Linked DNA regions of Homo sapiens: region 2 is linked to region 1. The links are chromatin loops, found by intact Hi-C in ENCODE. Cell type or tissue: heart left ventricle. All regions are shown on one strand. Links, peaks and the distances in the headings refer to the core of each region. The heading gives the core; the rest is flanking DNA.

Region 1 (17,308 bases), core at 3,748-11,747:
CTATGACAAGGTTATACTACCATAAGAATCAAGATAACATTCTTCCCTAGGAGGCCCGCACATTGGGGGTGGGGCAGTGACAAAAACTAGATGCAACATAAAAAACAAGTACAATACAGAATGGGCTAAACTATTAATATATCAATTTATTTCTAAGAGGATCTTCTTTTCATATATTTAGAAAACCTCGAAAGCATCATTTCTTTGTCACTGTGTAAACTCAGACACTAAAAAATACAATGCAGAATGTAGGACAGAGATCCAAGAGAAACGATCTCAACTCAATTGAGGCCAAAGAAATATTGTTTATTTTCTGTCTATAAAAAGAACAAAACTTCCATCCATAAAAAGACACAACAGTTTTCCTTACTGGTAGCAATTTGTGACACTTAAAGGTACAGGGAAGGGGGAGCATTCATGGATGAAAATAAAGAGAGGATGGTCAATAAAACTGCATTTAAAAAATGGACAAATTAAAATGCTTAATTAAAAAAATTAGAAAAACTATTTCTGAGATAGTATGCTTACTCTGGGTTAGAAAAGTAGAACTAAAACTAACCACTTCTGTATCAGTCAATTTTTCACATGCATTTAAGGAATGCTTGTATTTGGATGCTTTCCTTTGTACGAAGTAAATCTCAAACTGGCTTGTGAATTGTCTCGCAAACAGATAGAGATCATGTCATTGTGAGTTAACTCAAATTGATCTTATTCTTCTCTGTTCCTTCAATAACTGCAAGGCTATACTAATTCATAAAGCACCAGACATTTCTATGCTGCCATGAGGGCGGTATAAGAAAGGAAGAAGAAACTACTTCTAGAAATAATCCTGGGTATGTGCCTGGCATCCTCTAGTAGAGATGGTTTACACTACCCTCACCTGTGCTTTTCCATGATGTTTAAAGTCAACTCTTTCTTAATGAAACTCCTTATCCCACTTAGCAAGTTAGGCAAACTACCTCTAGAAAATGTTCATCCTGACCATCTTTATTAACTAAAATTCTCAAGGTCATTTTCATTTTTATAGCTTCCTCACTGACCTCACACTGCCATATTATTGAGTTTATGTCTTAGTGTCTGCTCATTGTTAATTTCCATAGAAAATATTATACACATACAAAAAAATAAACTTTTGGGGTTTTTCTGAAAGTATTTGTTTAATCTGTAGACATTTAATGGACTGCCTTCCGGCTAAAAAAAATCTAGAAAGTGAAACTGTTTTTACAATACCATCACCTCAACTGAAAATAAAAATCTTTTAAAATTAAAAAAAATCTTGGGTCACAATCTGTAAACAATGCTAATTCTCTTGGAGAAAAAAGCCCAAGTCACCAAACAAAACAAAAACAACCCCATTTGTAAATAAATTTCAGAAAGACTTCGTAAGCAAGCCTGTCACTCTTACTAGGGCTATATACCCTCATCTCATAGAGTCTTATTAAATACTTAAAAGAAATTAATACGGTCCTAAGTTTTCCATATGGTGGAAATTAATTTTTGAGGAAGTTCCCCTTTTCCTCATCCTTCAAATTAGAATGCTATCATTTACATGTGGATTTAATTTTCCTGTTTTTAATTTTCTTAAAAGAGACTGCCATGTGGTAGAGCTAAACATCTTTAGTTGAACTTGGGTTTTAATGTTACTTTTTGTCTGGTCTTAGGTCTGTATAAGTGAATGTAAAACAGTTGCTGTAATGTGATGTGTAACATGATAAGATGATTTGGCTAGGTCTTTTCCCATTAAAATTGTATCATTTCTTTGTGGATATATTCTGTGTCAAGATAAGAGAGGAGCATATGCTTGAGAAAGCAGCATATCAGCAACATTTTCTAAGTCACTCTGCCAAAATGAAAAGCTAATGCTTTCACAGAATTGGCAAGAATGAACATTTAAAATGAACCATTCAACCTATAGCATTCATACAGTCAAGAGAGGAAAATGGAAATAATAAATAACAAGCAAAAAAAAAAAAAGGACACTAGACACTATTTATACTCAGACATAAAAATAGATCATACAACAGGAAATCATTAAGAAAGATACAAACTAGACATCTTAAACTCAGCTATGTTCTTTTCAAGCAATAATTGTGAACAAAGGGGCTGTTTGGGCTGGCTACTAAATGGAACTGTACACACTTCTCTCATTACATAAGATGGATTTAAAATACCTTAATATTTTCTTTATGCATTAGCAATTTAATAAAACTGAGATGAAAACGATGCCTCTTAACTCCAGACCTGCTCTTCCATTATGTTCTCTCTTTGTACTTTACTTGAGGTATTCTTAACCACTGTTTCTTGGCCATATTCTTTCTCAGAGTAACTTGTCTCTGAAGCATGCGGTTTGGTGTGTGTATAGTTATATTTACCACTAACTACCAGTATTAACCATTGAGGATGCTATTTTGTCACTCTTTTCTTGGTTCTTTTTGAAGTGCTTAAGATTTCTCCTATTATTTCAGGGTTTGCAGTTGTTCATAACTGAGTGCCAGATAAGTCTGCACCATAAATTTCTGTAAATCTAGAGCAGCCCTTCTCACTCCAGTACTATGGACATTTTGAGCTTGATAATTCTGTTGTGATGGATTCCCTGTGCATCCTAGGATGCTTAGCAACATCCCTCACCTATACCCACTACATGTCCCTGAGTCCAGCTGTGACTATCAAAGCTGTCTCTCTATTTTGTCAAATGTCCCAGAGTGGTAACTACTTATCTAGGGTATATCTGTGATTTTACCAGTTTAAGGTAATGATACTTATTACAAAAGAAAGACTCTTAGACCTATCACCGTAAGAGAGAACAAAGTATGACAGAACACTGAGGAAGAATAGCTGCACCCATTGAGTACCTGACTTCAAACTATACAGTTTGTATTTTTCAATCTCATGAAGTTTGTTTCCTTTATGGACCATCCTCTAAATTTTCCACATCTCTGAGAAGTTGAAAGCCAAAATAAAACACAATACTCTAAAGGGAACACAGTTTATCTAATGGAGATGCCTCTTCAATTCTCTATCCTATTAAAAGGGATTAGTTGAGAGAATTTAGGCTGTTGTCAGACTGGCTAACAATAAATGTCAAACGTAGAAAAAATATTTTTCATTATAAATGTCTAACAGCTTTATGAAAGAAAAGTAGTTAAGCATAAATTCAAAGTTAGAAGAAGAGTACTAAACAAAAGAATTTTTCTTTGGTTATACAAATGATTCCAAAGAGGACAGATAAGAAATATTCAATTTCAGTCCAAGTGGTATATGTACAAATGTCTGGAGTCTTTTTTTTTTTTTAATTAAAAAGGTTAAAAAAGGGTGTAATTTATTATTCAAGAATACTGATGAATGGCTGGGCACAGTGGCTCATGCCTGTAATCCCAGCACTTTGGGAGGCCGAGGCGGGCGGATCACAAGGTCAGGAGTTGGAGAGCAGCCTGGCCGACATAGTGAAACCCTGTCTCTACTAAAAATACAAAAAATTAGCTGGGCGTGGTGGTGGGTGCCTGTAATCCCAGCTACTCGGGAGACTGAGGCAGGAGAAACACTTGAACCTGGGAGGCGGAGCTTGCAGTGAGCGGAGATCGTGCCACTGCACTCCAGCCTGGGCAACACTGCAAGACTCCATCTCCAAAAAAAAAAAAAATACTGATGAATGATGCAATAAAATACATGTTAATTGATTCACTTAATCATTTGAGAGTCTACTATGTGCTGGGTACCGTGTTAAATGTTACATATACAGGGTGAATGGATAGGAGTATATTATTAACTATAAAAACATGTATGATGCTACTAATCTCTTATCATGGAAAGTTGTAAGACAACCACATCTACCTTAACTTTAATTGCTTCTTGGCCTTTTAGCTAAGATCAAGTGTAGTACTTTAACTCGAGTCAAACAGTTCGGCTATGACCACATGGGTTCAATAGACAAAACAGTTAAACATTCTGTTATTTAAATAGGGCAATAAAGTGATTATGTTCAGATAGCTGCTCAGAAAGACTTTCATTAGATGGGAATACATCCTAGTTATCAAAATGGTATACATTATACACAACAGCATGCTCTATACTTCTATACTATCAACATGTGTGCATAAAACCACATACATTTATTTCCCCCAATACCAAGAATGCATGGTATTTGATATCTAAATTAGAAAGATTTTCTGTCTCTGTGTTAATGAAGTAGCCACCAAATCTAGTTTTATTCTTTTTTTATTTTGAGACAGAGTCTCACTCTGTCGCCCAGGATGGGGCACAGTGGTGTGATCTGGCTCACTGCAACCTTCGCCTCTCGGGTTCAAGAGATCCTTCTGCCTCAGCCTCCTGAGTAGCTGGGATTACAGGTGTGCATGCCCAGCTAACTTTTAGTAGAGACAGGGTTTCATCATGTTGGCCAGACTGGTCTCAAACTCCTGACCTCAGGTAATCCTCCTGCCTTGGCCTCAAAAAGTGCTGGGACTACAGGCGTGAGCCACCACGCCTGGCCCAAATGTGGTTTTAAATAGCATAAGGAAAAGAGCTTGGTACAACTTATAAACTTTTGCGAAAATGCATAAAATTGGGAAGCCTGCCCTTTAAAAATTAACATTTGACTTGTGAGATTATAACCTAAGTAAATTGGTCAACAATTTACAGCTGAAGAAATGGAGGGAGATTATAGACACTTACCAATTCTGGCACACTTCCAAAATATACCCAACAATCTGCATAGAATAAAAAAAGAAAAAAAGTAGCTATTGATTACTCGGAAAGGTAAATTATTCTCTTGATATCATATAGGGAATTAATTGTATATTAACATATTAACCTTTAACACTTTGCTTCAAATTTGAAATCTCCTTATTTGATGTTGAGCCACCATTCATGTATGAAAGTAGGACACAATGACATATCAACCATCAATGTACAGAAACTGCTATGAAATGGAATATAAATAGTGTCATAGGTCAAATCCAGGGCAAATTAGTGAGAGTGGCAAAAATTTGCATAAGGGCTTACTATTCAGTTGATTTACTCTACTTTCAAAAGCAGAAAATGTATATGGCAATTTAAGCATCAATTTTGATAAAATGTTAAATGAACATTTTTTGGTTGAATGTGACACCAAAAACACTCTTATAATAAACTTTAATTTCTTACAGAATGTAGCTCTAAAGTTAAATAATCTATAATAATGAATTCCAATGATGGTATTTACTTATCTGTGTCATTTACTAAGAAAGAATTAAAAATGTGCCTATATTTTCAATATAAGTAGAAAATCTTCTAGTTTAAAGGACACTCTATGTGAATTCACTAAATATGGCATTTAAAGCACATACTCTGGGAATAAGTATTAGAATGGAGATATATATTTCAACTGTATGAATGAATATATTATGAATTACATATTATATGGAGTAATCACTTATTTGGCATGTATAACAAATCATCTTTAAAAAAAGACCGAATCATCAATGAATAGAGATATCTTAAAAAATAACACTAAGGACACTACTTAGTTGGTCTGACAAAGTAAAAGAATTATAAATAGTGTCACATATGGTTGCAAATTAAGATAAATTAATATTATGTTACGTAAATTCGAATTATTATCTCAAGAAAATCAGAATACTTAAATTCCAGAAAAATTTATAGTATACTTTTTTTTTTTTTTTTACCAAAAGAGATGGCTGGCTAGTGAATCATTACATCTGAATGGGTAAGACTAACAGAAAATTCTGGTTCAGTTAAGTTCTATATATGTTCCTCCTCTGAAGTATAACTTCCTGACCTCAAAGCAAAAGGTCTCTTAGCCTATCAACCATCAATGTATAGAAACTGCTATGAACTGGAATATACATAGTTTAGATTAAATGGAATTAAGCAAAAACATGAGTTTATTTCAAAGTATGAATATTCTGACAGGCTAAACAATTTTACCATAGAAATAAAATGACAAAGCCCATATACATTCCTGAAAATAAGCTAAAATAAAGGCCAAATTATGCTTAAATTAAATCCTACTCACTGGTTGCGTAACTGTGAGCAAGGTATTGTATCTCTTTAACAAAAGGACCCACCCTCAAAGGGTTGTTATGAGGATGAAATGAGTGATTACACGGAAAGTCCTTAGAATGGTGACTTAGATGTACTGTGTTCATATATAGGCTAAGGATACATGTGATAACTCTAGGTATCACTTAAAATTGGCTAACATTTCTTCATCAAACAATGGAATAGGTTAGGCATTTGCAAAGCCATGGCTCCTTCATTCTAGAACCCACTGAAAACCACAAGATCACAAACTCAAGGTCTTTTTGGGTCTAATATTCTAGAAGTAACAAAATATCATTAAGAAACTGGTACAACAGGATTAACATATTAACAGCTTTTATAAATGAGTAAAGAACCCTAACTTGGTAACTCAGAGACTTAGCAGCACCACTTTGGTTTTTTCCACATATTTCTCTACCTAGATATATTTCTGTAATACCCCAATTTTACTTACACATGCACACACACACACACACGAACCCTGTTAGTTGATTTAAAAAATGTAATTACGTTGCTTAGTTATTATGGCTAAATACCAATAAGTATATTTGCTGATAATGCTATCAGGTCTATGAAACCAGGATAAAGACCATGTAGTAATCTTTTTTTCTGCTGCTTAGTTCTATATTATTTGAAGTAGCAAAAACTGAAGTTATTTTAAACAGTGAAGTCATCAAGAACTTGCTTTATCCAATCTGTCTAGATATCTCCACCTAAGCATGGTATATATTCTCAGTATAATAAAAGATTACGAGTCTCATAAAAACATGTAATTTTAACAGAAAGAGACTAGGCCTATAAAATTTTCTATACAAAATAATTCTTAGTTATAAATCAACATAAAATGGTGCTTAACACGTATATAAGTAGAAATAAAGGTTTTAAAAAAAGCTTTCAAACAGTTGACTGTATTAGTACATATTTTAAAATGTAAAAATAGGCATGCTCTTTTTGGTCTTTTATGTTGGAGAAATATACTACCACTCAACCTTTACTAGAAGGTTGGCAGCCCTGAGAACTCCTTTGTTAATGTAGCATGTTATGAACATATTCCTGCTCCCAAGGAATGAGAAGCAGACATTTCCACATGCAACCTACTTGCTTTTGAAGAAGAATTTTCGTGATAGCATAGGGAAAGTATTCTACTACTATGTAATTATTCTTTAATGAGATAAACACTTAAATATCTTAGATGGACATTATGCATTATATTAGAATTCCAATAAAGTCATCAATAGGAATAAGTGTTTACTAGAGTCTACCATATGCTTTAATTCTAAGTTTACAGTTGGCGGGTACAGAAGGGAAAGATACAATGAAACTGTCTACTTGGATAGAAAGACTTCATGCACAGCCAAGCAACAAATAACGTAATTTCAACAAATGGGTGAATACTGAAGAATAAATTCAACAGGACTTTACTGAAAAAGGTGGAATGAAGAGAAGACAGTGTCTACAAGGAGATGGAGTATTATCATAAAAACTGATGGACAACTAACATCTATTTTCACCTTCAGTAGGTTAAATCCCTCATGCGATTTTTTACTCTTAACACATTTTAGGTCACTTCTGAAATTTACCTTTTAATTTAGTAAGATATTGTGAATATAAAGTTTTTGAATTTTTAACAGGAAGAAAATGAAAAAAGTTATTATAAAACCAAATTACATGTAGGAATTAAATTATCTAATAATTTATATGTTAACTTACATTGAACATTTGTAAGAACTAATTTGGGTGATTAGACATCATTAGTAACATACCCAGTTTTATTTCTGTCCAGGAGGCTGGGTGCCAAGGATCGAATATAAGCACAGGTACATATAAGCAGCAAGATTACAGTCAATAGACTCTGAAAATTGAAAATGGCAGACTAAAAAGAAAAAAAAAAAAGAAAAATTAATATCAAGAAAAACTGCATAGGTAAAAAATGTTTGACAATTCCACATTTAGAGTCATGTTTTTATTTCTTCAAGAAGGCAAGCAGAATGACAAGTCTGGCAACACTTAAAACCAGAATCTTGAGGTCTTCTACAGTCTTCAAGCTCTGCCAATAGCTGGTTTTATGGCCTTAGCAGAATTACTAGCTTTTCTAAGTCTTTGGCTGGGCGGAGAATGGGCAGACAGACTTAAATGCTAGCTAAGTTTCTTTTAATTCTGAATTTTTTTAAGGATAAACATCCTTTAAATTTAAGCTATAATTTTCCATGAGTTGACAAATACTAGGCTAATAGATTTTGGAGAAAGAAAGCAAGCACCTGTACTTTCACTGTTGGATTTTTAAAAGTTATTCATTACAGGTTGAACATCTCTAATCCAAAATCCAAAATGTTCCAAAATCAAAATTTTTTGAGTGCCAAAATGATGCTAAAAAAAAAATGTTCATTGGAGCATTTTGGATTTCTGATTAGAGATGCTCAACGAGTAAGTATAATGCAATTATTCCAAAATCCCACCAAAAATTTGAAATCCAAAACACTCCTGGCTCCAAGCATTTTGGAAAAAAGATACTTAGCTTGTATTTAATAGTTTGAGTCTTATTCCAAAGTTAAAATTTAACACAAGAGTCATAAGAAACCATAAGTTTCATAAGTTTCCACAGTCAAACAAAATCATAGGTTTCCAGTTAAAGTAAATGGAGGTGGACTTATTCTATTCAAAATTCAGCTCTAGCATCACCTTTTTAAGGAAGTTTCCTTGAATCCATCTGCCTCCCTTCTCTTATTTTATGTAGAACTCTCTTTTCTAGTCTCATAGCAAACTGTTACCTTTATTATAATATTCATTTCTGAAGGGTAGACATTGTTATCAGATTATCAGACTCTGAATCTCCAGCACCAATCATATGCCTGTCTCACACTAGAAGCCCAATAAGAGAGAGTTGAAAAAAATAAAATGAAATTAAGAAAGTGCAAGAATATTACTGTGTATATATAACAAAGAATAACATTTTCATCATATACAGGGAGATAAAATATGTCAATCTCACACAACAGCCAGCAATATGCTTGTTTAGTAAACTTAGAGGCACCTTCTAAAAAACAAACAAAAAAATCAGGAATGAAACAAAGAATGACTCATGAGAAAACTTAGTTACACAAAATTGGTACTTGCGGCTGAGTGCTTACTTGAAAAGTCCTAAAGAATTTAGTGAAAAACAGTTATAGATCTTAAGGAAATTGAGTAAGGTGGCTGGGTACATAATTAAAATATATAAATCAATAGCCTTCATAATCATATTATCATTCAGGAGAAAGACAATGGAAAAAAGATAGCATCCAGAACGAACAGCTAAAATATCTAGGAATAAGCTTAACAAGAAATGTGCAACATTGGCATCAAAGAAAAAAACTGACAAAATCTTAAAACATATGGAAGAACATAAAAGTAGAAGAGACTGTTGCTATGGTTTAGAAATGGTTTTTCATCCCTACCAAAGCTCAGATTGAAATTTGATCCCCAGTAAGGTAGTGTTGGGAAGTGGGGCCTAGTGGGAGGTGTTTGGGTTTGGGGACGGGGTGGTGGGGGGTAGATCTCCCATGAATGTCAGGGTGCTCTTCTCATTAGTGAGATCTCACAAGACTGGATTAGTTTTCCAAGAAATGAATTCTTTCCGGAGAGAGCACGTTGTTATAAAGCCATGATGCTCCTCCCTCCTTTTCACCAGGTCTGTTTCCCCTTTGACCTTCTCAGCCATGTTGTGATGCAACATAAAAGCCCTTCCCAGGAGGGCCAAGCCCTACTACTCTTAGCCTGCACAACTGAGAGCTAAGTGACCCTTTTTTCTTAACCAATTACCCAATTTCAGTTTTTTTTTAAATAGCAACATAACATGGATTAAGAAACCTGGTATGCCAGATTTTTATATTGGAAGGCAACATTGTAAAGACAACCTATAAATTTAAAGTGAACCCAATACCAACAAGTTATCTTTTAAACAGACAACTAATTCTGAAGTTCATATGGAAAAAATAAGGCAAGAATAGCCAGGAGAATCTTAAAAACAAAAAAATGGACACTAGAAACTGTTCCAATGTCATTTGAATCTTTTCTATATTTTTATGATAAATACATGCAAACTACTGAAAAAATTAAAAAACTATATACATTATTTACCAATATTCTCAAGGACAAAAAGTGCTTATGCACAATGCTAAGCAGTAGGCAAAAGGGGATCAAAGATTTCAGACAGCACATCTTAAGGTATGTAAACTTTTATGCAAAGAAAGTGTGAAAATGCTGTGATTATCTGTGGATAGTTTTTTGGTGGGGGGTGGAGGGACAGAGTCTTGCTCTACTGCCCAGGCTGAAGTGCAGTGGTGGGATCTTGGCTCACTGCAACCTCCACCTCGTGGGTTCAAGTGATTCTCCTGCCTCAGTCTCCCCAGTAGCTAGGATTACAGTCATGCTCCACTACGCCTGGCTAAATTTTGTATTTTTTTTTTTTTAGTAGAGACAGGGTTTCGCTGTGTTGGCCAGGCTGGACTCAAACTCTTGATCTCAAGCGATCTGCCCACCTTGGCCTCCTAAAGTGCTGGGATTACAGGCGTGAGCCATCTCTAGATAGTTTTTAATCTAATTCTCAACTTTTCTAGATTTCTCAAATTGTCTAAGTGACACTTTTATGGTCTGAAAAAGACAAAAATGATTTGTAATTACCAGTTTAATACTTGTTTTTCTATGCATTATTTTTTCATAGATATAACAAAGATAAAATTTAATGTATCTTGGGTTTTAATTAAATTGGGTTTTAATCTTAAACCTGTGAAAGCCAGTGATACACATTTTATAACATAAATCAATGAATTAGCTCATGATCAATTGTAGATAAAAAGCATGGTATCTCACAATGCTTATCTTTCAAAGGTCATATTTTGAATATGTATGTGAATATATTAATAAATAATATTGGATAATGACCTCATAGAAAATAAAGCAGATTTCCTCCCAACATAACTAAATGTGTATTTGGTATCCACTTTGTCTGAGAAATGAGGCAGTGGGGATTAAAAAAAAGGCACATGGTATGATTCCTTCCCTACAGGAGTTTATGGCTAACAATAGCAATTACTGATATTCACTGAGTACTTGTTTTATGTTATCCTCATGTATCTGGGGTAAATATTACCTGAATTTTATTCATGATTGTTATTACCTGTATTTTATACATGAGACTGAGGCACACAGCAGTTATAATCAAGTAATCAAGTGAAAACAGAGCATGTACTTTAAAAAGTAAATAGTAACTCATTGTTGAATGTGGAAGTGAGTTATGCAGACAAAAAATGCCATTTTTGTAAGAAAAAGTCAGGAAAAGCTTCATGTAGAAAGCAGGAACGGAGTCAAACCTTGAAAGGGCACCATTCAGATGGGCAAATAGCAAGCTCCAGAAGAGAAAAAAAAATGTGGGAAAAAAACCCTACAGAAAAAGTCATTGGCACGTTCAGGGAATAATGAGAATCTTACTGTATTTTAAGCAAAAGATTCCTACAGTAAAATGGTTGGAAAACAAATCTTCAAAGTAGGTTTATCATTTTCCTAATGCAGTATCTAAATTCATGACTTTGTAATGTGTTCTCTTTCCTTCTCCAAATGTGTTTTTAAAGAAAACATGCTTAAATGATATAATGTTCAGGATTGGTTTCTAAATAATCCAGTGCATGTGTGGTGGGAGAGGGGTAGGGTTGATGATAAAATGCTGAGAATATGAGGGTTCATTATAGGCTTCTACCTCTTTATGTTTGAATGTTTTCATAATAGAAGATAAAAAGGCACTTAAAAACATGCCTATTAGGAAAGTAGAGTGTGTATATACGTTTGTGTGTGAAGCCATTTACAAAAGAAAACCATTTACAAGTATGAAATATATGATATATACAACTTTGTTCTGGGGGTTTAAAGCCTCTAAAGTTTAAAACAAATAATCTTAGGTGGTAAGTCTTTTAGATGTACTCAGACTCTGGTCAAAAGTGTGTTTCTAACTTACGGACATTAGCCTGCCACCTATAGCATTCCCCTTAATGCTTAGCATCTGTTGTCTGGTGACATAAAATTTTAGTCTCAGGGTTAAAGGAAACAGATGTTCCTCTTCAGTGAAAAAATAATTGCAATTTTCAACAGAAAAATGTTATTAAAAGGGAAAGGAGGAATCTAAGAAAAGGTAAGCATATTTAATCACAAAACAGAGGAAAAGATGATTAAAAGGTGGTAAGTCAAATTCATTTACCTTGTTTAATTTTTTTCAGGGCCTTTAAGTCATGAAACCTTTTCCAAGGTACTCTATTGAGTTTTGCACATGCTATCTGTTCTTGCCTGCTTGGTGAACTGACTCATGCGTCCAATCTCAACTCAAGATTCACCTCCTCTGATGTCTTTCCTGTTCCCACTCACTATACCAAGCAGAGTCAGGATTTTTGTATGTGCATAATACATACACATAACAATGTGTATGTTATAGAACACATCATACTGTACTGTGATTGTCTATTCTATTGAGGTTTTCATCAATCCCCTGTGACTATTAAAATATAGTACACAGAGAAGTCACTGAAAAGTGTCAAATGAACAGGAACTTGAACGCAACTGGCAATAATGAACATTTTAACAAATCCAAGAGCATACTTGGATTCCAAAGAAAAAATACACATTCAAAAACCAGTGTAGATCAGATTGCTGAATACAGTATTTTGTTAACTCTTCAAGAGAAACCTCCATGTATGGCTTTGCATATATGCTTACTTCTCAAGAATATTTTGGAAAATCAAGTAGAAAGATGCAAATTTCCTTATATTTATGTTAAGGACCTAGGCTGTAGGGTAAAATAAAGACCTGAGGTAATTTCCATTCAGTATCCACATCTTCTATCACCTCCTGGAATTCAGATTTTCTATTCTATCAAGCAGCAAGCTTTGAAGGTGCTTGCACACTGGAAAGTGTGTGTTCTTCTGACTTCTTTTAATTCTTAAGAGATATACACTTTCAAAAGATCTGTACGACTGAGTACGCAGGTTCTGTAAGACTGAGTACGCAGGTTATCTTGACCATTACTCTGAGAGCTATGTCATTCTTCTAAAACATGGCAATGGAGGCCTCCAAACGATTTGTCATCAAGGGCTCTTTTACTAACCCTCTGCATTGTAGACTTATCTGACAACTCATAATCAATAAGATCTTTTGATATGCTTGAAACAACTAGTGTTATTGAACTGAGTTAATTTACCCAAACCGGAAGGATATAAACTTGAGTCAGTTACTTTATTTGATCATTTTGAAGTAAATCACATTTGGTTAGGTGTTTTGAAATAATAAAAATAATTCACAGACTTTATTTGGCCACCACTACAGGAGATGCAATAATTAATCAATGAATAGATGCAAGGTCAATACAAAGCTAAGGAAGGGGTCTAGACATGAAATTACTTACAATGTTGACAAACCTCTAAAAAATGTTCTATTTTCAAGTCTATTTGAAAAATTAGTTTTTAGATTTTTAAAATCATTTTATTTATTAAGATGAAATTTCTCATTTTCAGAGTCATTTCTGAACACTAAAATTATATTCATTAACTCTGATTATAAGTAAGAATTCAATATAGGAGATTTTTAAAAAAGACGAATAAAATACTTCTAAGTCTAAGAGCTCAAGGTATTTATTAACAAAACTTTCAAATAAGAAATCTTAAAAAGAAACCACTGAAAACATTAGGAATAGAAGAAGGAAAAAAGGAATTATCCAAGCAATATAAAAATGCAAAAAGAAAGAAACAATGAGAAAAGCAGAAGAAATATACACATCAATATGCTAAACAAGCTGTGGCTAGAGTGCTTAATGACTGGTTATTAAGCATACTTAATCTGCAGAAAGGGGTGACTAAATCTACAGTACTTTTATTAGTCTTGGATCACTTGGGCACTAAACAAATTGTTTAGCAAATTTGTTGATTAAGGGGCTTATTTATACATAACACTGTGTTGAAGCTTCAAATGTTGACTGCCTCCTATATGGGGAATAAATTTTTACTGACATACTAATTCCTCCAGCTTTAAAACAAAAATTAATATAAAAGACAACATTTAAAAACTCCAAATAGTAACAATTTTACTTGTATTAATACTTACTTCTTTTACATGAAACTAGTTTATCCCTTTTTGGGGGTGGAAGGGAACACAGAAATGACACTCCTGACCTAATTGTGATCAAAATTATTCAGCATTAGAAAAGTGGGTCAGCATTTATCATTCAGAAAATCTAGGTCAGGTCAGCATTTTCCAACTAGTCTCTTAAAATGCAAAACATGAAAATGCAAGAATGTTAGCCTGCATATGAATGCACAAACACACATATATATAATTTGCCCAAAAAAAGTGACCAGAATTGGTTGAAAAGATTTCCACTAATACATAAAAATTATCAACATTTTCTTTTGGCATTATTAGCGTATAAATTTAAACTTTGTTGCTTATCACGTGGTAGGGTGATGATATTGCACCAAATAGGCAAGTAACCTCAGTTTAATTTGAGAGCAAGAAATCAGGCTTGATTAATATTTAGATATGAACCCATCACCCATCTCTTCTCAGCAACAGTGGCCACAAAATATTTGGGTTAATGAAGTAATCCAAGTATAAAAATTTGACCTTAGGTGAATCAACATCTCACATCTCCACTTGTCAGTTTCATTTCATTTGTAAAATGTGGGGGCTGGATTAAACAACCATTTGTTCTCACCAGTCATATTTTAAAAATGTACAGAGACATTTTCTACTTAATACTTTCCATTTAACAACTTTCATGGATATGATGAGTAAAACTACAGTACAGAGTAGAAGCGCTTGAACTCTGTTTTCCACTGGCAACACTGATTTTGTAGTTATTTTCATCTCATTATCATGGTACCTACAATTAATTTGCTGTTTGTGCTGCTTTGTTTTGGAGCTATTTTATATAAACCTCAGATCTAAAGATAAGGCAAAAGGGTGTCAAGAGTTAGAGAAGGCATACGCAAAACAATGATAAATGGTAGAGTGAAAAAAAATTAGAATAAATGCTCCATATATGTCTTTGATAAAAAGGTTGGACAAGAGACAGTATTCTGAAGGAAAAGAGCAAAGCCTGCTGTAAAGTCCTCTGACCTTGCAATCAAGAAAAAAACAAAAACTGATAAAATGTCCTATCATATGGTATGAAATCTAACTGCTTATTAGAACCACTTGGAGCTTAAAAAGCCATCATTGCCCAGAAATTTGGATTTAACTGGTCTGGGCACCTACAGTTTCTTAAAATTCCCTGAAAGCTTTTTTTTGAGATGGAGTCTCACTCTGTTGCCCAGACTGGAGTGCAGTGGCATGATCTCGGCTCATTGCAACCTCCACCCCTTGGGTTCAAGCAATTATCCTGCCTCAGCCTCCCGAGCAGCTGGGACTACAGGTGCACGCCACCAAGCCCGGCTAGTTTTTTTTGTATTTTTAGTAGAAATGGGGTTTCACCATGTTGGTCAGGCTAGTCTCGAATGCCTGCCTCAGCCTCCTGGAAGTTTTTCTTTGCAATCAGTATTCAAAAGCTTTGCTAGAGAAGATCAGCACCCACATCAGATTCCTATTAGCCTAATGAAGTGGTTATCAAAGGTGTGGTTCATGGAACCCTTTCATGGGTTCATAAGATCAGAACTATTTTTATAATACTAAGATACTTGCCTTTTAACTGTGATGCCATTTTCATGGATGATGCAAAAGCAATATTAGCAACAGAATTATCTGAACTGCTACCTCCTCACCCACTCCTGACATAAAAAATTTGCTTTTCTTAATATTTTTGTGCAATTAATGGTATTGTTGCATAGTTGAAAGGGCACAGCATTTCGTGACAAATTGGTTCCGTTTAAATCTTAGCTCTGCTATTTATAAGCAGTGTGATGTTGGGCAAGACACTTGGCTCTCCGCATCTGTTTCTTCATATGAAAAATGTGGCCAATAATACGACTTTAATAAAACCTTGTATGTAAAATAAAACACCTGTCAGAGTAGGTGCTTAACGAAAACAGTAAGCCCTCACTTAACGTCATCCACAGGTCCTTGGAAAATGCAACTTTAAGCCAAAAGATATATAACAAAAAAAATTTACCATAGGCGAATTGATATAAACAAGAGTTAAGTTCCGATGGCATATTTCTAGTCACAAAAGCATCACCAAACTTCCAAATCAATATCAAAACCCTTCTAATATTCAACACTGAAGTAAATGTGAGTTATACATCCACTTAAGAAAGATTAATAAAAACAAGTAAGATAGCTGGCTATTTGCTATTTCAGTTCAGTGTTGACGGTGCCGGGAGCCATCCCAGTAGCCTGGAGTATAGGACATCATTCCAGTGCAGAGCACTCAAACTGGGAGAGTGTAGACACCTCAACAAACCCATTGTATATATCTCTGGGATGTAGAAGGGAACTGGAGTACCAAGAGAAAATCCATGCAGACATGGGAAGAACAGACATGAAGACAACGTGCAATTGGGAATGGAGTTTCTTCCTCATACACGTTATTGAGGATCTGCTGTATTTCTTTCCCATCCAATAAATCATCCAAGCTGGAGCTGTGCTTCATCACCCTTCATTAAGTATCTTCAAAACGATTTTCCTAGTTTTCCTTTCCTTTCAACCCAACTGCTCATCAGAGTTGAGACATTCAATCATTGTATACCTGAACTACAGCACTTGTTTTCAAGCTGGTCTCCCAGATTCTAATCTTCCTCCATTTAAATATACTCTATGTTGTTACCAGTTGGTTTTCTAAAATGCACACCTTTTATTTCCCTGCTCCAAAGCCTTTATCAAGTAAGCAATTAAACATCATCAAAATATAAAGTCTTTGGCATGGCACAAAGCTCTTCAAAATCTGGCCCCAATCTTTCTAGCCTCATCTATCACCAGTCCACTATACTTGACTTCTTTTTATTCCTGCCACATTAAGGCTCCATGCAACTATTGAACTTCATGCCTTTTGTTCCCATAACTGCCATTTCCTTTATCTACGGGATAGAGATTGCTGTCCCACCTCTAGCTAATGACTCCTTCCCTAATACTCTTTAAAGTACAGGTGAGAGAGAATTACTTCTTTCTTGGGGACATCTCTCAAGCAGTTCCCAGCCAGTACTACTCCTTCCACTGTGTTTAATGATTTTCTACATATCTTCTGCTATAAGAGGAGAGAAAATACTTCACATCTATTCTCTGGAGACTCAGTTTAATTATGAAATGTGGGCAATCATTCCTG
Region 2 (17,308 bases), core at 4,257-12,256, 340 kb after region 1:
CAGAATAGATAATATCCATGAGTCCAGACACGTAGAAATAAATGATTAAATAAACAAATAAACAGACGAGTGAGATTAGACAAATATTCATTTTGGAATAATTCCAGTTAATAAATATAGAAGGAATTAAGGAAATAGAAAATCATCATTAGAACCCACAGTAATATTTGCTGCAGGCAAGATCTAGGGACAAATGTAAAAATTCGTGAGTGAAATGTTAAGGTAAAACAGGATGTTTGGCCTCAAAGTATTTCCCTCAAAATATGTATTAATTATCGTGGTAGTTTAAAAATATGTCCACAAATCAAGGATGTGGAGTTTAATTTCTCTCCTTTTATATGTGAGCTGAACTTAGTGACTTGCTTCTAATGAATAGAATAGGGAAAAGGAAAAAAAGTAATTTTACATTCAAGAAACTTGTCAGACACCAGGTTAACCAACAGATCTTGGTTAACACCACCAGGAATGAAACATATCAAAACCATGTGCTTTTTGATATGATGTACTGAGAAGGGCACATCACTTCTCCATAGAATTTTCTTCCCCCAAACCCATAACCTCAGTCTAATCATGAAAATACCAGACAAACCCAAATAGAGGGACATTTTGCAAAATACTTGACCACATAGTGTTACTGTGATGAAAGATAAGGAAAGACCAAGAAATTGTCACAGACTGGAATACACTGAAGAGACATAACAAGTAAACCTCATGTGTTATCATGAACTGGATACCAGAACAGAAAAAGACGTTAGTGGGAAAACTGGGGAAACTTGAAGAGAGTTTAGTACCAATGTTAATTTCTTAGTTTTGATAAATGTACCATAGTTATGCAAGATGTTAAGGATAAAGGGAGCTGGGTGAAGGGTATATGGAAGCTCTCTGTACAATTTTTGCAACTGTTCTATAAATCTAAAATTATTTAAAGGAAAAAGTAAAAAAGAAAAAAGGAAGGATATTGGGAAGTTAATTGAATTCTTGAGTTCACAGGAGTATCAGACTCAAGGGCCACACAGCCATAAGTAATGTCCCAAATGATACAGTGAAACTGACCTGCCTGGTACAGTCCTCCCTCAGTATCTGTGGGGGTTTGGGAGATTGGTTCCAAGACCTCCCTCTTTAAAATCCACAGATGCTTCAGACCCTGATATAAAATGGCATAATATTTACATTTAAGCTATGCACATCCTTCCATATACTTTAAATTATCTCTAGATTACTTATGATATCTAATTCAATGTAAATGCTATGGAAATAGTTGTACTATATTGTTTAGAGAATGTTAACAAGAAAAAAGTCTGTACATGTTCAATACAGATGCAACTTTTCCCCCCAAATATTTTCTGAGAGTAGTTAAATCATGAATGTGGAACTCACAGACACAGAGGGCCTACCTACCGTATGTCACTACTACTGCTGCTTGAACTGTCAACATGACTGGCACAGGACATGAGATTCTTTTACAGGGATTGTGGCCACCACTGCCTTGGAAATGGGATCTTATTGCAATTGTCACTGACTCTAGAAATATTTATCTGAGACTTTACTTCCTTGTGTCAATGGCCCTCTATTGAAAACAGGGGGTGTGTCCTATGATTAGTAGAGGCCAGGTAATGTGCCTATGCTTAGTTTTAAGAGAAGCTGGGAAGAGAAGCATCAGGCATTTTTCCAGTTTCTCTAATGGGAGAAGGTGCCAAATATATGACGGGAGTTCAGATACTTGGCAGCCAAGAAGAATGAAAAAAAATCTAATGTATTTTGTGAATCTGATGTTGGTACAATTAGAACTTTCAAGCCATGTAAAAGAAATCTTTGAATAATTTGATTCAGTATATCTAATTGTGTCAACAGAAAACTAGATAGAAAAATTAAGTAGAGAGAAGACTGCTTTTTTTAAGCTTTGTAAGGTATATGTTTTGATTTGACTTTACTTTCTAGTATTCACTCTCTTACAATTGCTCATTTTTCTGTATCATCTGTCCAGGCTCTTCACTGAAAAAAAAAAGAAAGAAAAAGAAAAAAGAGAGAAACACTGAGCTGTTTGTTCACAGGTAAAAATATTTCTTCCCCTCTCATTAAAGATAATTTTTCTGGTCACAAAGTTTCTTTTTAATGTTTACATACACATTGTTTATTATTTGCTAATAAAATGTATCAACAATGCCATCCCCATCAAGCTACCAATGACTTTCTTCACAGAATTGGAAAAAACTACTTTAAAGTTCATATGGAACCAAAAAAGAGCCCGCATCGCCAAGTCAATCCTAAGCCAAAAGAACAAAGCTGGAGGCATCATGCTACCTGACTTCAAACTATACTACAAGGCTACAGTAACCAAAACAGCATGGTACTGGTACCAAAACAGAGATATAGACCAATGGAACAGAACAGAGCCCTCAGAAATAATGCCGCATATCTACAACCATCTGATCTTTGACAAACCTGACAAAAACAAGAAATGGGGAAAGGATTCCCTATTTAATAAATGGTGCTGGGAAAACTGGCTAGCCATATGTAGAAAGCTGAAACTGGATCCCTTCCTTACACCTTATATAAAAATTAACTCAAGATGGATTAAAGACTTAAATGTTAGACCTAAAACCATAAAAACCCTAGAAGAAAACCTAGGCAATACCATTCAGGACATAGGCATGGGCAAGGACTTCATGTCTAAAACACCAAAAGCAATGGCAACAAAAGCCAAAATTGACAAATGGGATCTAATTAAACTAAAGAGCTTCTGCACAGCAAAAGAAACTACCATCAGAGTGAACAGGCAACCTATAGAATGGGAGAAAATTTTTGCAATCTACTCATCTGACAAAGGGCTAATATCCAGAATCTACAATGAACTCCAACAAATTTACAAGAAAAAAACAAACAACCCCATCAAAAAGTGGGCAAAGGATATGAACAGACACTTCTCAAAAGAAGACATTTATGCAGCCAAAAGACACATGAAAAAATGCTCATCAACACTGGCCATCAGAGAAATGCAAATCAAAACCGCAATGAGATACCATCTCACACCAGTTAGAATGGCGATCATTAAGAAGTCAGGAAAGAACAGGTGCTGGAGAGGATGTGGAGACATAGGAACACTTTTACACTGTTGGTGGGACTGTAAACTAGTTCAACCATTGTGGAAGTCAGTGAGGCGATTCCTCAGGGATCTAGAACTAGAAATACCATTTGACCCAGCCATTCCATTACTGGGTATATACCCAAAGGATTATAAATCATGCTGCTATAAAGACACATGCACAAGTATGTTTATTGCGGCACTATTCACAATAGCAAAGAATTGGAACCAACCCAAATGTCCAACAATGATAGACTGGATTAAGAAAATGTGGCACATATACACCCTGGAATACTATGCAGCCATAAAAAATGGTGAGTTCATGTCCTTTGTAGGGACATGGATGAGCTGGAAACCATCATTCTCAGTAAACTATCGCAAAGACAAAAAACCAAACACCGCATGTTCTCACTCATAGGTGGGAACTGAACAATGAGAACACATGGACACAGGAAGGGGAACATCACACACCTGGGCCTGTTGTGGGGTGGGGGGAGGGGGGAGGGATAGCATTTGGAGATATACCTAATGTTAAATGACGAGTTACTGGGTACAGCACATCAACATGGCACATGTATACATATGTAACAAACCTGCACATTGTGCACATGTACCCTAAAACTTAAAGTATAATAAAAAAAAAAGCAAATAGATATTGATGCATACTTAAGCCTTAAAAATTAGATAAGCACTTTTTTTTTCTTTTTCTTCTGAGCAATGAAGACAGTGCAGATTGGTGTTTGGGCAACTCTGAGCTATTATCATCAAACCAGTATTGACAAGTTCTCCTTTGTCATTACCATATTACCTTCAGCCACATTCACAGTCTCTGCTCCTGCCTCATTTGTTCTCTTTAAAAACTTATGGATAGTCAACAGGCTTTTGAAATGGAGAGAAATAGAGCTGATAAACTCTGGCAGATAATTACATTCTTGCCTTCACAAGAGGATCTAGCTGCCACCATGATGAAGTGTCCTATGAAAGAGAAAGGCAAAAATGTCCTTCTCCGCATTATATATTAACCGTTGCCAAATTTGGAAGAAAAAAAGACATTAAGCATATTTTTGTGTGAAAAATTCAGTATAAATTCCACCACTCAACTGAAATCTTAGCTCATGATGGAGTTACCCATTTGTGCAATGAATGCTGACCTGGACTTTCCAATTATAACTCAGCCACATTGAAATATACGGCAAAGCCTGGGTAGGCTTAGGCAATAGAGAGCTGGGGTTCAGATTCATGCCTTGGAAACATGCTCTCTCAGCTGTGGGAAAAGAAGACCTCATCTCCAGGTTATTGTTGCCTCGTGAATGTTTTAGTACTAATTTAAATTTGGAAGTTTTCTTTCTTGTACATCTGAAGGTAAAAACAAGAGAATATTCTTTCCCACTGACTGAGTGAAAACTCAGAAAATACAAGTACAAACTCCAAAAAAAGGATTGTCGCAAAGAAAATCCTTATTACTGCCTCCAGCATCCCTACACAATGGGGAAAAAGGAGAGCGTGCCCCTCGCCTAGAAAATAGCTAAGAGTTATAAATCTTAGCACTCCAGGAAAGGGAAGGGGAATGACTCAAGTATTATGATACAAATGCTAATGATAACAATACAAATAGCTAACATAGACTGAGCATGTACCCTATGCCAGACATTGTTTTAAGTGCTTTATATTGATAAACTTTTTAATCCTCAAAATAACTCTAGGTACTACTTCCTGACTTAACAGGTAAGAAAGATGGGCACATCTTTTAATCAAATTGCTAAGTGACACAGCAACTGAGAGTGAAAGGCAGAATTTAAACTCAGGGACTTTACCTAGATCCCACGATGTGAGCCCTTGAGGAGTCCCAGGTCCTTCTTATGTTTGAGGGGAGGGCAACAGGTTTGTTAGTTCCTGGTCTGACTGCATGTTCTGCTCTGCCAGAGTGGTTGCTGGGAACAGTCATAGCTCTTAAAATCAGCCTGGCTTTTGCAGAGGAAGCCACGTGTGCAAATCATACACACATTTTCTCAATTTACATCACTAAACACCAACCACCACCTTTTATTTCAGTAAAGCATTTGCACCAGTGTTGAGACTCCAGCACTGTTTTAGTCAGGGTAAGTCGTTGCAGCTGCTATAAAAAGCTTTGTTTGAGGGGAGTTTTCTTTGCTGTAAAAATCTCAGTGGCCTAATGTGATGAAATCTTACTTCTTGCTCTTGTTCCTGTCTGATGCAGCTTGTCAAGGGGGCCCTGCCCCCATCAATTCATTAGAGAACCTAGTTTACTTCCATTTTCAACACAAGGCTTTTTATTATCATCTAGCAGGTAGATGAAAAAAGAGAGAGAGAATAGAGGATCTCAAGAGAGGCTGTTAGAGGCCAGGCACATGGCTTCTGCCAACAAATCATTAGTCAGAATGTTAAGAGGTTAGGAAATGTGGAAAAAAGGACAATCATGGTGAATTTGTGAGCACTGGCCTTCTCTGCTAAAAAATAAACCAAAACCAAAAACAAAAAACCAACTAATTTTATGCACTGTATTTACATGGGAGGCTTCAAATAATTTAGGACATCAAACATCAAAGGGACAAAGTATCATTTCTTTGGTCCCTGGGAAGGAAAGGGTAAAGTTCTCATTACAGAGTAGCATAACAGACTGCAATCCACTCCTATCCTCTGGGTAACACTGTGATCAGCTTGTAAACCTGGCTCTTGGCTTACTTTTGACTTCCTCTTCAAGCTCTGGTGTCAATCCCTTAAATTCTGTCAATGAAATGATCCCACCACAGCTTTCTCCACCACTAAGACACTCATGTTCCTACTGTAGACTGTCTTTTTTTGGTCTCATTGATGTTATCTTAGCAAAATGTACTGCTATTAGCTGCTCAGATTTTTTTAAATTTTATTTTATTAAAAATAAAATCGACTAATTTTTTCAGATACATTTAGCACTATATAAACTACAGAAACATGAAAATTTAAAATACTCTGAAATCATTATTTTCAATATTTGTGCTGAGTAATATAAACTAGCTCCAAACCATCAGAAAAATGCTCTGAAGTTAGGAAACTATGAGCATGTTAGGACAGCAAAATGACTTATAATGGGTGGCTCACTTCATTAAAGCATTTAGCATTTCTTATTGTGTTTGCTTTGGAAGCATCCACCTTGCTTTCATGATAATAGAAACACATAGCTGATCATCAATGATTAGTCAAGGGTCAAGGTTAAAAATTTAGACTCTGGAGACAGACTACTGGATTTTATTAACTGTGTGTCTTTGGGCAAGTTCCTCAACCTCTTCGTGCCTCAGTCTTCTCAACCATAAAATGAAGATAATAATAGTATCTATCCCATTAGAGTTGATTAAAAAGAGTAAATCAATTTAATCCTCATGATAACCTTGTGAGATAGCTACTATTACTTTGTATTGATACACGTAAAAACATGTAGAGTAGTGCTTGGCACATATTGAGTAATCAATACATATTAGCCATGATCATCATTAGCATCATCGATATTATTTTTGTCACCCTCCCAATCAAAAAATAATTTTTTCAGTTTTCACATAAAAACTATTTATTTTTGTTTCAAAATAGTTGAATACTATAACTTTAGACTGTGGTCCCCAAAGAAAGGGTAGAATGAGGATTAGCCATCAATACATCCAATGGCCAAGTCAGTGGGCTTATGCACTCATTCTCAATTATTGATTAAGGCTAGGCATGTTGACTCACAACTATAATCCCAGCACTTTGGTAGCCCTAGGCAGGAGGATCACTTGAGGCTTGGAGTTTGAGACCAGCCTGGGCAAAATCCCCATGGCTCTAAGAGCAAACTTTTGAAAACTAGCCAGGTGTGGTAGAATGTTCATGTAGTCCCAGCTACTTTGGAGGATGAAGTGGGAGGTTTGCTTGATTCCAAGAGTTCAAGGCTACAGTGAGATCAGTGAGATAGGATCAGGCCACTGCAATCCAGCCTGGACAACAGAGTGAGATCATGTCTCTAATAAATAAATGAATAAATAAATAAATAAATATTGATTGATTCATAAATTCATTCAATGAATGTTTATTACATGCCTACTATGTGCCAATATTGTAACTTTACTACTTTCTAGCTGTGTGTACTAGAGCAACTTTCTTTACCTCTCTGAGCTTGGCTTTCTTTATGTAAGAAATAGAAATAACAATATCTACTTCCATCATTGTTGTGAAGAGTAAATTCAATAAGAAGCTTCATAAAGCAGTGGCACAGCACCTGGGGCATATAATAATCTCTCAATAAATACATTATTATTCTCTCAAAAATTGATATGAAAAGGCTTTTGCTCTGAAACAGGGTTCTTTCACGCAGTTTTTCAAACTGTAGATCTTATTTGATAATTGGTGAATCAATTTTTAAATAATTTTTTAAAAGAGAATCAACATCTTAAAAATACCAACATTTCTAAAAAGAAACAGTACAGCATAATAAAATAGAGTAAAGGAAGATATTTAAATAGGATAACGCAGATAAGAGTGCATCATATGTACAAAAACTTTAGTTTCACTTATATAAATACCTACATGTATATGGGTATTGGTTGTATGTAAACCATCTTTCTTACTACAGGCTTCAGTCAAAAAAGTTTGGAAGCTTTTTAATAGTATACGAAGAGTGCTATTTTGGTTCCTTTAAGTGCCCAGAAATAAGAACACTGTTTGTGTTTGTTATGATGTGGCAGAAATAGCACACATAAGATTTTAAATAAATCAACACCAAGCTTGCTTCGTGGTTTGGTGGAAGGGGTTAAAACTATTGTCTAAAAATAAGATATCACGATTATTGATAAATTGCATTTCTCTATGCTACTTCTGCTCACTGCCATCCTACAAAATCAAAAAGTTATTTGTAATTTATATGGACATACTGTAACTTTGAAACATTCTGCATTAAACCTGCCTCCTCGTAGGTGAGGTGAAATCCAATAGTCCTCTGTTATTTCTATTATATCTACTGACACAGACTAAAGGGAAGAGAGCTGTCACCAGTCACCTGAAAAACTCAGTGAGTAATTGCCATCTCCTCAGAAGAGTCCCTTGCTCTAAAAGCCTTCAACTCCATATCTGCCGTTAGAGTTTCTTGGGCACATAGGCCTCCTGTCTCTTTTTCCAAATTAAGAGCACTCAACAGAGCTGCCCCACTGGGCACTAATGAATTCTCTGAGACTAATCTACACAGTAATGAGAACTGGAATCTGTCACTCACGCTCCCAGGAGCTAGCAGTTCACACACTGCTACATCATCCTATTAAAATAACTTATTAGCTGTGTTGCTTGTCTGCTACTATTCATCATGAAGGTGTGAGCAGAGACATGTATTTGAACAACTGATGAAATTTAATTTAAATTGTTCTCCATTTTGTTTTTATGGCTGAATGTGTACAAGCAGTAAGGAAATGTAAGCATTTTATACAGGTCATAGGTACCTTAAGGAAGTATCAACAAAATTACTGCTTTTCACCAATTAGATGAAACAAAAAAAGTGAAGTGAGAATCTATATCTCAGTCAAAATATGTGAGGAAACATGTATACCCCCATTCCTTGCATTTTTTTGTCTACCAGGAAATATTTATGCTTTCACAAGAGGCTTTCATTATAGGTATAACATATTATGCCATGAAACCACTGACAAATCATTCTTGGAGCTATACTGGAGAAGATATATTTATATGGAATAATCAGGAGTTGGGTGTAATTTTTATCACAAATCCACCAAATTAAGTAAACATTTCTTTGCTGTTTATTTTTGTCAGTAAAATATCTCAGTAAGAGCATGGGCTTTGACCTTATATGGAGGTTAAGTCCTGGCCCTCTTGTTTGATAGTTGTGTGATCTTAGGGGAAATTATTTAGCTTTTTATCTACATTTATTTCATTTGTAGAAAAATAGGAAGAAAATAATACCTATCCCATACTTGAGGTTGTAGGGAGGATTAAATGTGCTTCAGCAGTGCTTGTCTCATGGTTAAGTCCTCAATAACATCCATTAATATTAGTATAGTCACCATCATAATCCAGTCCTCCTCCACCAAAGAAAATAATCAGCAAGAAATCATTTTGCATTTTTAAAATTTTTTGTCTGCTTTTCATGGAGCTATTTGAAAACTGCAACTAAATAGTGCAGCTCAAAAAATATTGGAAAGCAACATTAAGACTTCTGATCAGCCACCCTGCGGCCTCATTCTCAACCACCTTCACTGCGGAGAAGCATTTCTTACATGCAGTGCTATAGCTCTACCCATCATTAGCTTTATAATTTTGAGCAAGTTTCTTTAACTCTCCGAGTTTCACGTTTTTCATCTTTGGGAAAGGAGTGATAATACTTCGTTTCTTGTGGTGTTAGGAAAATGACATCAAATGAAATAAACTTTGTAAAACATCTATCAGTGTGCCTAGCATGTGTAAGTACTCAACAAGCTGCAATAGTTGTGATTGTTATTATTCATGATGTCACTGACACACTGTCTGTAAGGCACAGCTCTAGATTATTTTCTGACAGTTGTTAGGTGCAGACTGTACCCTCTCTACCCTTGCTGGCTCTCTCTTATGTCCTCAAAGGCCCGCAGTCCCCAGAGGGCTACCTGGAATTGGACCGATTATAGAATAGAACTTTTCAAACTAGATCATGTCATACTTAAATAGAATTTGTAACTTTGGCCTCATTAGCTCAACCTTCTAGCAAACTACACAAAGTAGCCTATGCTGATGCCCTAGTTGTTTATTCCTAGATCACTAATTAGTTCAGTGCTGTTAAAACAATTTTTAAAATAACAGCCGAATTTATATTATTGGTGAATAATACTATTCACCATTATTTTAAACAACAGTTTTTTAAATAACAGCCGAATTTATATTATTGGTGAATACCATAAGCCACTCATAGCTTTTCAAAATTATTGGAATTTAAAGAATATTCCAAAAATAACAATCACAAAGGCATAGTTATTATATAATAGGTAGAAGAGAGTTCAGATTTTGTTTTAGAATAAATAAATTCATGAACAACTAGCAATTAAAATCTTGCCCAAATTCTATCTAAACAAACTTAAGAAAGAATTCTTTCTTACACTTTGAGCATTGGCATGAGTAGGTCCTGAGGAGTTTTATAGCCACGTGGAGCATACAAAATGAAGTGTTGGGTTTCCATTGTTTCGCATGAAATATGTCTTTCCAGACATGTGTTCCCCACAAATCTTATCACTGTTCTCTAAAATGCAATGTATTTTGTTTAAAAGAAAATTCTTAATAATCCTGAAAATGCATATAAAGAGATATCTTCACTTTTACTTTTCTTGTCTATACTCACACATCCTCAATAGGTAGCTCACTACTTTGAAGAAGAAGAAAAAATCATAATGGGAATATAATAATAATAGCAAATACTTCTATAGTGTTTCCACATGCCTATCACATACTGTACACTTTATGTATATTAAGTTATTTAAATCTTACAGCAACCTTATGAGGTAGGTACTATTTTTATCTCCATTTTTTACATTGTGAGAAAGTGAGCCACAGAACAGTGACTTTCATTTGCTGAAAGTCACACACGTAGAAATGTATAGAACCAGAAATCAAACATGATGATTCTTACCCTAAAATATCATCTGGTCAAAATTGTTACATGGCAAAAGCATTTTATATTTATTAACATTAAACATCAAATGTATAGAACATGATGATGTACATTCCTGTCTGGAAATACAGTACAGTCATGCATCACTTCATGACAGGGAAATTTTCTGAGAAATAAGTAGTTATGCAATTTCATTGTTGTATCATAGGGTATAGTTATACAAGCCTAGATGGTACAGCCTACTGCACACTTAGACTAGATGGTACAGCATATTGCTCCTAGGCTACAAACCTATACAACATGTTACTGTACAGAATATTATAGGCAATTGTAATACAAATTAAGTATTTGCACATCTAAACCTATCTAAACATAGAAGAGATATACAATAATACAGTATAAAAGATAAAAAAAGATATAGCTCTGTGGGACAATTACCATGCATGGAGCTAGCAGGACTGGAAGTTGCTGTGGTGAGTGGTGGGTGGATATGAAGGCCTAGGACATTACTGTGTGCTACATTAGACTTTATAAACACTATACACTTAGGCTATGCTAAAATTACTTAAAAATATATTTCTTTCTTAAATAATAAGTTAACATTAGTTACTGTAACTTTTTTACTTTATGAACTTCTAAATTTTTAGTTTTTTTGACTCTTTAGTAATAACAGCTTAAAATACAAATACATTGTACTGCTGTACAAAAATATTTTCTTTATATCCTTATTCTGTAAGTATTTTTCTATTACCTTTTTTTTTTTACTTTTTAAATTGTTTTGATAAAAACTAAGACACACACACATTAGGCTAGGCCTACACAGGGTCTGGATCATCCATATTACCATCTTCCACCTCCATATCTTGTCCCACTGGAAGGCCTTCAGGGGCAGTAATAGAAATGAAGCTATCATCTGCTATGATAACAATGTCTTCTTCTGGAATACCTCTTGAAGGCCATGCCTGAGGCTATTTTACAGTTACCTTTTTTTATAAGTAGAAGGAGTAGACTTCAAAATAATAAGTATAGTATAGTAAATACATCAACCAGTGACATAGTCATTTATTATCATCATCAAATATTATGTACTGTACAAAATTGTAATGTCCTGTATTTGTATTTGACTGGCAGTGCAATAGGTTTGTTTATACCAGCATCAGGACAAATATGTGAGTAATGTGTTACACTATGATGTTACAAAGGCTACAACATCACTAGATGATAGGAATTTTTTAGTTTCATTATTATCTCATTAGACTACCATTGTATATGCAGTCTGTCCTTGACCAAAAGGTCATTATGGTGCATGACTGTACTGGTATATAATTCCTAAGGAAAAAAATTCCTTCTTTCATATGGCCTGAGTTATCTTAAACTAAGCTATGTTTCTTTCCTGTTTGTGTGGTCTTGGATAATTTATATGTCTAGTTTAGATAATACAAGTAAGAGACCAGAATTTTTTAAATGGCATTATAAATATCTGACTCAAAATTGAAGGGGTTATTGGCCTTTGAAGGTGGAACAATGACTAAATGAAGCTTAGGAAAAACAATAACTATAGCTATTCTGGAAAAAGCTGGTTACAGGGATAAACCTGTTAGAGTTGACCCCCTAACATGCAGCATGCATGTGGTTTGAGAGGTGACCCTAATTCCAGCAGATGATTTAACACACATCTATCACAATGTAGGATCTTTCATATATATTGTTCATAAGTACCTTCACAAGTTCAAGTTGATTTGACTAAATCAATTGTGATCATTCCATTTTCCCTGTCACTATTGTCTGAGGAAGTAATACTTAAGCCCATCAGAACTCAACGTTTTTCTGGCTGTCATTTGCTCAGGAATGTGTGACCTAAGTTGGCCCAAACAGAAACCAATGGAGAAACTTATTCCGTGGTTGAAAGGACTTACTTTTGCTCCCACTGGAGAAAGAGCTTTGGGACAAAGTTATCTCTGTGGACAACAGAGGAAAGAGAGACTTTCTTGAGCTGCTGAATCAATAAGCCCTGGGAACCACACCACCTTTCACTTCCTTTTGAGGGAAAAATACATCTTATCATAGTTTAAATTTGTTTTGGTCTGCCTTTCTGTTAATTTGCAATCCAAACACAGCTAGGAAACTTGTCTTCACAGCTCAAAACCTGCAATATAGAGCTGAAAAACACAACATGAGAACTTCACAATGCAACCACAAGTATAAGTAACTGAATAGACCAAGCAGAGGAAAGCATTTCAGAGCTTGAAGCCTATCTTGCTGAAATAAGACAGGCAGACAAGATTAGAGAAAAAATAATGAAAAGGAATGAACAAAACCTCTGAGAACTATGGGATAATGTAAAAAGACTGAATCTATAACTGATTGGGGTACATGAAAGAGACAGGGAGAATGGAGCCAAGTTGGAAAACATACTTGAGGATATCACCCAGGAGAACTTTCCCAACCTAACAAGACCGGCCAACATTCAAATTCAGAAAATCCAGAGAACCCCAGTAAGGTACTCCTTGAGAAGATCAACCCCAAGATCCATAATCGTCAGATTCTCCAAGGTTGAAATGAAGGAAAAAATGTTAAGGGCAACCAGAGAGAAAGGCCAAGTCACCTGCAAAGGGAAGCCCATCAGACTAACAGTGGACCTCTCAGCAGAAACCCTACAAGCCAGAAGAGATTGGGGGCCAATATTAAACATTCTTAAAGAAAAGAATTTCCAACCCAGAATTTCATATCTAGCCTAACTAAGCTTCATAAGCAAAGGAGAAATAAAATCATTTTCAGACAAGCAAATGCTAAGTGAATTTGTCACCACCAGGCCTGCCTTGCAAGAGCTCCTGAAGGAAGCACTAAATATGGAAAGGAACAACTGTTGCCAGACACTGCAAAAACACACTGAAGTACAAAGACCAATGACACTATGAAGCAAATACATCAAGTATGCAAAATAACCACCTAATATCACGATGACAGGATCAAATTCACATATAACAATATTAACCTTAAATGTAAATTGGCTAAATGCCCAAATTAAAAGACACAAAATGGCAAGCTGAATAAAGAGTCAAGATTCATTGGTGTGCTGTATTCAAGAGACCCATCTCACGTGCAAAGACACATTTAGGCTCAAAAAAAGGAATAGAGGAAAATTTACCAAGCAAATGGAAAGCAGAAAAAAGCAGAGGTTGCAATCCTAGTTTCTGACAAAACAGACATTAAACCAATTAAGATTTAAAAAAAAAGAAGCAGAAGGGCATTACATAATGGTAAAGGGATCCATTCAACAAGACAAGAAGAGCTAACTATCCTGAGTATATATGCACCCAATAAAGAATTACCCAGATTCATAAAACAAGTTCTTAGAGACCTATGAAGAGACTTAGACTCCCACACAATAATAGTGGGGGACTTTAACACCCCACTGTCAATATTAGATCATTGAGACAGAAAATTAACAAGGATATTCAGGACTTAAACTCAGCTCTGGATCAAGTGGACCTGATAGATATCTACAGGACTCTCCACCCCAAAACAACAGAATATACACGTTCCTCTTCATGCCACATGGCACTTACTCTAAAGTTGATTGCATAATTGGAAGGAAATCACTCCTCAGCAAATGCAAAGGAACTGAAATCATAACAGTCTCTCAGACCACAGCGCAATCAAATTAGAACTCGAGATTAAGAAACTCACTCAAAACCACAAAACTATGTGAAAATTGAACAACCTGCTCCTGAATGACTCCTGGGTAACTAATGAAATTAAGGCAGAAATCAAGAGATTCTTTGAAACCAATGAGAACAAAGAGAAAATGTACCAGAATCTCTGGGATACAGCTAAAGAAGTGTTAAGAGGGAAATTTATAGCATTAAATGCCCACGTCAAAAAGCTAGAAAGATCTCAAATTCTCATCCTAACATCACAGCTAAAAGAACTAGAGAACCAAGGGCAACCAAGACCCAAAGCTAGCAGAAGACAAAAAGTAACCAAGATCAGAGTGGAACTGAAGGAGATTAAAACACAAAAAACCCTTCAAAAAAATCAATGAATCCAAAAGCTGGTTTTTTGAAAAAATTAATAAAATAGACTACTAACTAGACTAACAAAGAAGAAAAGAGAGAAGAATCAAATAGACACAATACAAAAGGTAAAGGGGATATCATTACTGGCCCCACAGAAATACAACCATCAGAGAATACTATAAACACCTCTATGCAAATAAACTAGAAAATGTAGAAGAAATGGATAAATTCCTGGACACATATACCCTCCCAAGACTGAACCAGGAAGAAGTTGAATCCCTGAATAGACCAATAACAAGTTCTGAAGTTGAGGCAATAATAAAGAGCCTACCAACTGAAAAACAAAGGCCAGGACCAGGTGGATTTACAGCTGAATTCCATCAGAAGTACAAAAAGGAGCTGGTAGCATTTCTTGTGAAACTATTCCAAACAACTACAAAGGAGGGACTCCTCCATAACTCCTTTTATGAGGCCAGCATCATCCTGATACCAAAACCTGGCAGAGATACAACAAAAAAAGAAAACTTCAGGCCAATATCCTTGATAAACATCAATGCAAAAATCCTCAATAAAATACTGGCAAACCGAATCCAGCAGCACATCAAAAAGCTTATCCACCAGAATCAAGTTGGCTTCATTCCTGGGACGCAAGGCTGGTTCAACATCTACAAATCAATAAACACAATTCATCACATAAACAGAACCAAAGACAAAAACCACATCATTATCTCAATAGACAGGAAATGCCTTGAATAAAATTCAACATCCCTTCATGTTAAAAACTCTCAATAAACTAGATATCGATGGAACATACCTCAAAACAATAAGGGCCATTTATGACAAACCCACAACCAATATCATAGTGAATAAGCAAAAGCTGGAAGCATTCCCCTTGAAAACTGCCACAAGACAAGATGCCCTCTCTCACCATTCCTATTCAAAATAGTATTGAAAGTTCTCACCAGGGCAATTAAACAAGAGAAAGAAGTAAAGAGTATTCAAATAAGAAGAGAGGAAGTCAAACGTCTGTTTGCAGATGACATGATCCTATATCTAGAAAACCCCATCATCTCAGCCCAAAACTTTCTTAAGCTGATAAGCAACTTCAGCAAAGTCTCAGGATACAAAACGAATGTGCAAAAATCACAAGTATTCCTATATGGTACCAACAATAGACAACCAGAGAACCAAATCATTAATAAACTCCCATTCACAATTGCTACAAAGAGATTAAAAAACCTAGGAATACAGCTAACAGTGAAGTGAAGGACCTCTTCAAGGAGAACTACAAATAACTGCTCAAGGAAATAAGAGAGGACACAAACAAATGGAAAAACATTCCATGCTCATAGATAGAAAGAATCAATATTGTGAAAATGGCCATACTGCCCAAAGTAATTTATAGATTCAATGCTATTCCCATTTAATTACTGTTGACATTCTTCACAGAATTAGAGAAAATTACTTTAAAATTCATAGGGGACAAAAAAAGAGCTTGTATAGCTAAGACAAACCTAAGCAAAAAGAACAAAGCTGGAGGCATCATGCTACTTGACTTCAAACTATACTACAAGCCTACAGTAACCAAAACAGCATGGGACGGGTACAAAAACAGACACATAGACCAATGTGTCTCAGAGATCTCAGAAATAAGACTGCACATCTACAATCATCTGATCTTTGACAAACCTGACCAAAAAAAGCAATGGGGAAAGGAGTCCCTATTCAATAAATGGTGCTGAGAGAACTGGCTAGCCATATGCAGAAAATTGAAATATGACCCCTTCTTTGCACCTTATACAAAAATTAACTCAAGATGGATTAAAGACTTATATGTAAAACCCAAAACTATAAAAACCCTAGAAGAAAACCTAGGCAATACCATTCAGGACATAGCAACTGGCAAAGATTTTATGATGAAAAGATCAAAAGCAATTGCAACAGAAGCAAAAATTGACAAATGGGATCTAATTAAACTAAAGAGCTTCTGCACAGCAAAAGAAACTATCATCAGAGTGAGCAGAAAACCTACACCATGGGAAAAAAATTCCAATCTATCTATCTAATATCCAAAATCTACTAGGAGCTTAAACAAATTTATAAGAAAAAAACAAACAACCCCATTAAAAAGTGGGCAAAATAAGACATTTATGCGGCCAAGAAACATATGAAAAAAAACTTAACATCACTGATAAATAGAGAAATGCAAATCAAAACCACAATGAGATACCATCTCATGCCAATCAGAATGGTGATTATTAAAAAGTCAAGAAACAACAGATACTGGTGAGGCTGTGGAGAAATAGGAATGCTTTTTACACTGTTGGTGGGAATTAGTTTAACCATTAGTTTAACATAATTAGTTTAAATTAGTTTAACCATTGTGGAAGACAGTGTGGCAATCCCTCCAAGACCTAGAACCTGAAATACCATTTGACCCAGCAATCCCATTACTGGATGTATACCAGTAATAGTATACATTTATACCAAAGGAATATAAATTATTCTATTATAAAGATACACACCTGTGCATGTTCATTGCAGCAATATTCACAATAGCAAAGACATGGAATCAACCCAAATGCCCATCAATGATAGGCTGAA

What was found. Hi-C counts contacts between places; a loop is a spot of excess contacts. Peaks named below come from ENCODE experiments on the same cell type or tissue, not always from the same donor. Only the 100,000 strongest peaks of a DNase experiment are listed, where the experiment ranks them.
Region 2: it touches region 1 in a loop (2.1-fold over the local background); 2 of 110 quality-filtered maps call a loop at or near these places.

What each region holds. Positions count from the first base shown.
Region 1 is chr5:83,057,206-83,074,513 of GRCh38, forward strand. It overlaps TMEM167A (transmembrane protein 167A), which reads right to left. Exons shown (of 4, transcript NM_174909.5): 2 at 7,803-7,912; 3 at 4,672-4,706. It also overlaps SCARNA18. Among named protein-coding and RNA genes, the nearest start is that of TMEM167A, 12 kb to the right of the region's middle. In heart left ventricle, for the core only: no CTCF peak of the experiment used is centred there; no DNase peak of the experiment used is centred there.
Region 2 is chr5:83,396,240-83,413,547 of GRCh38, forward strand. LOC105379053 (a long non-coding RNA gene) reads left to right here. Exons shown (of 3, transcript XR_948511.2): 3 at 1,985-2,097. Among named protein-coding and RNA genes, the nearest start is that of VCAN, 67 kb to the right of the region's middle. In heart left ventricle, for the core only: no CTCF peak of the experiment used is centred there; no DNase peak of the experiment used is centred there; H3K27ac peaks cover 1,925 bases.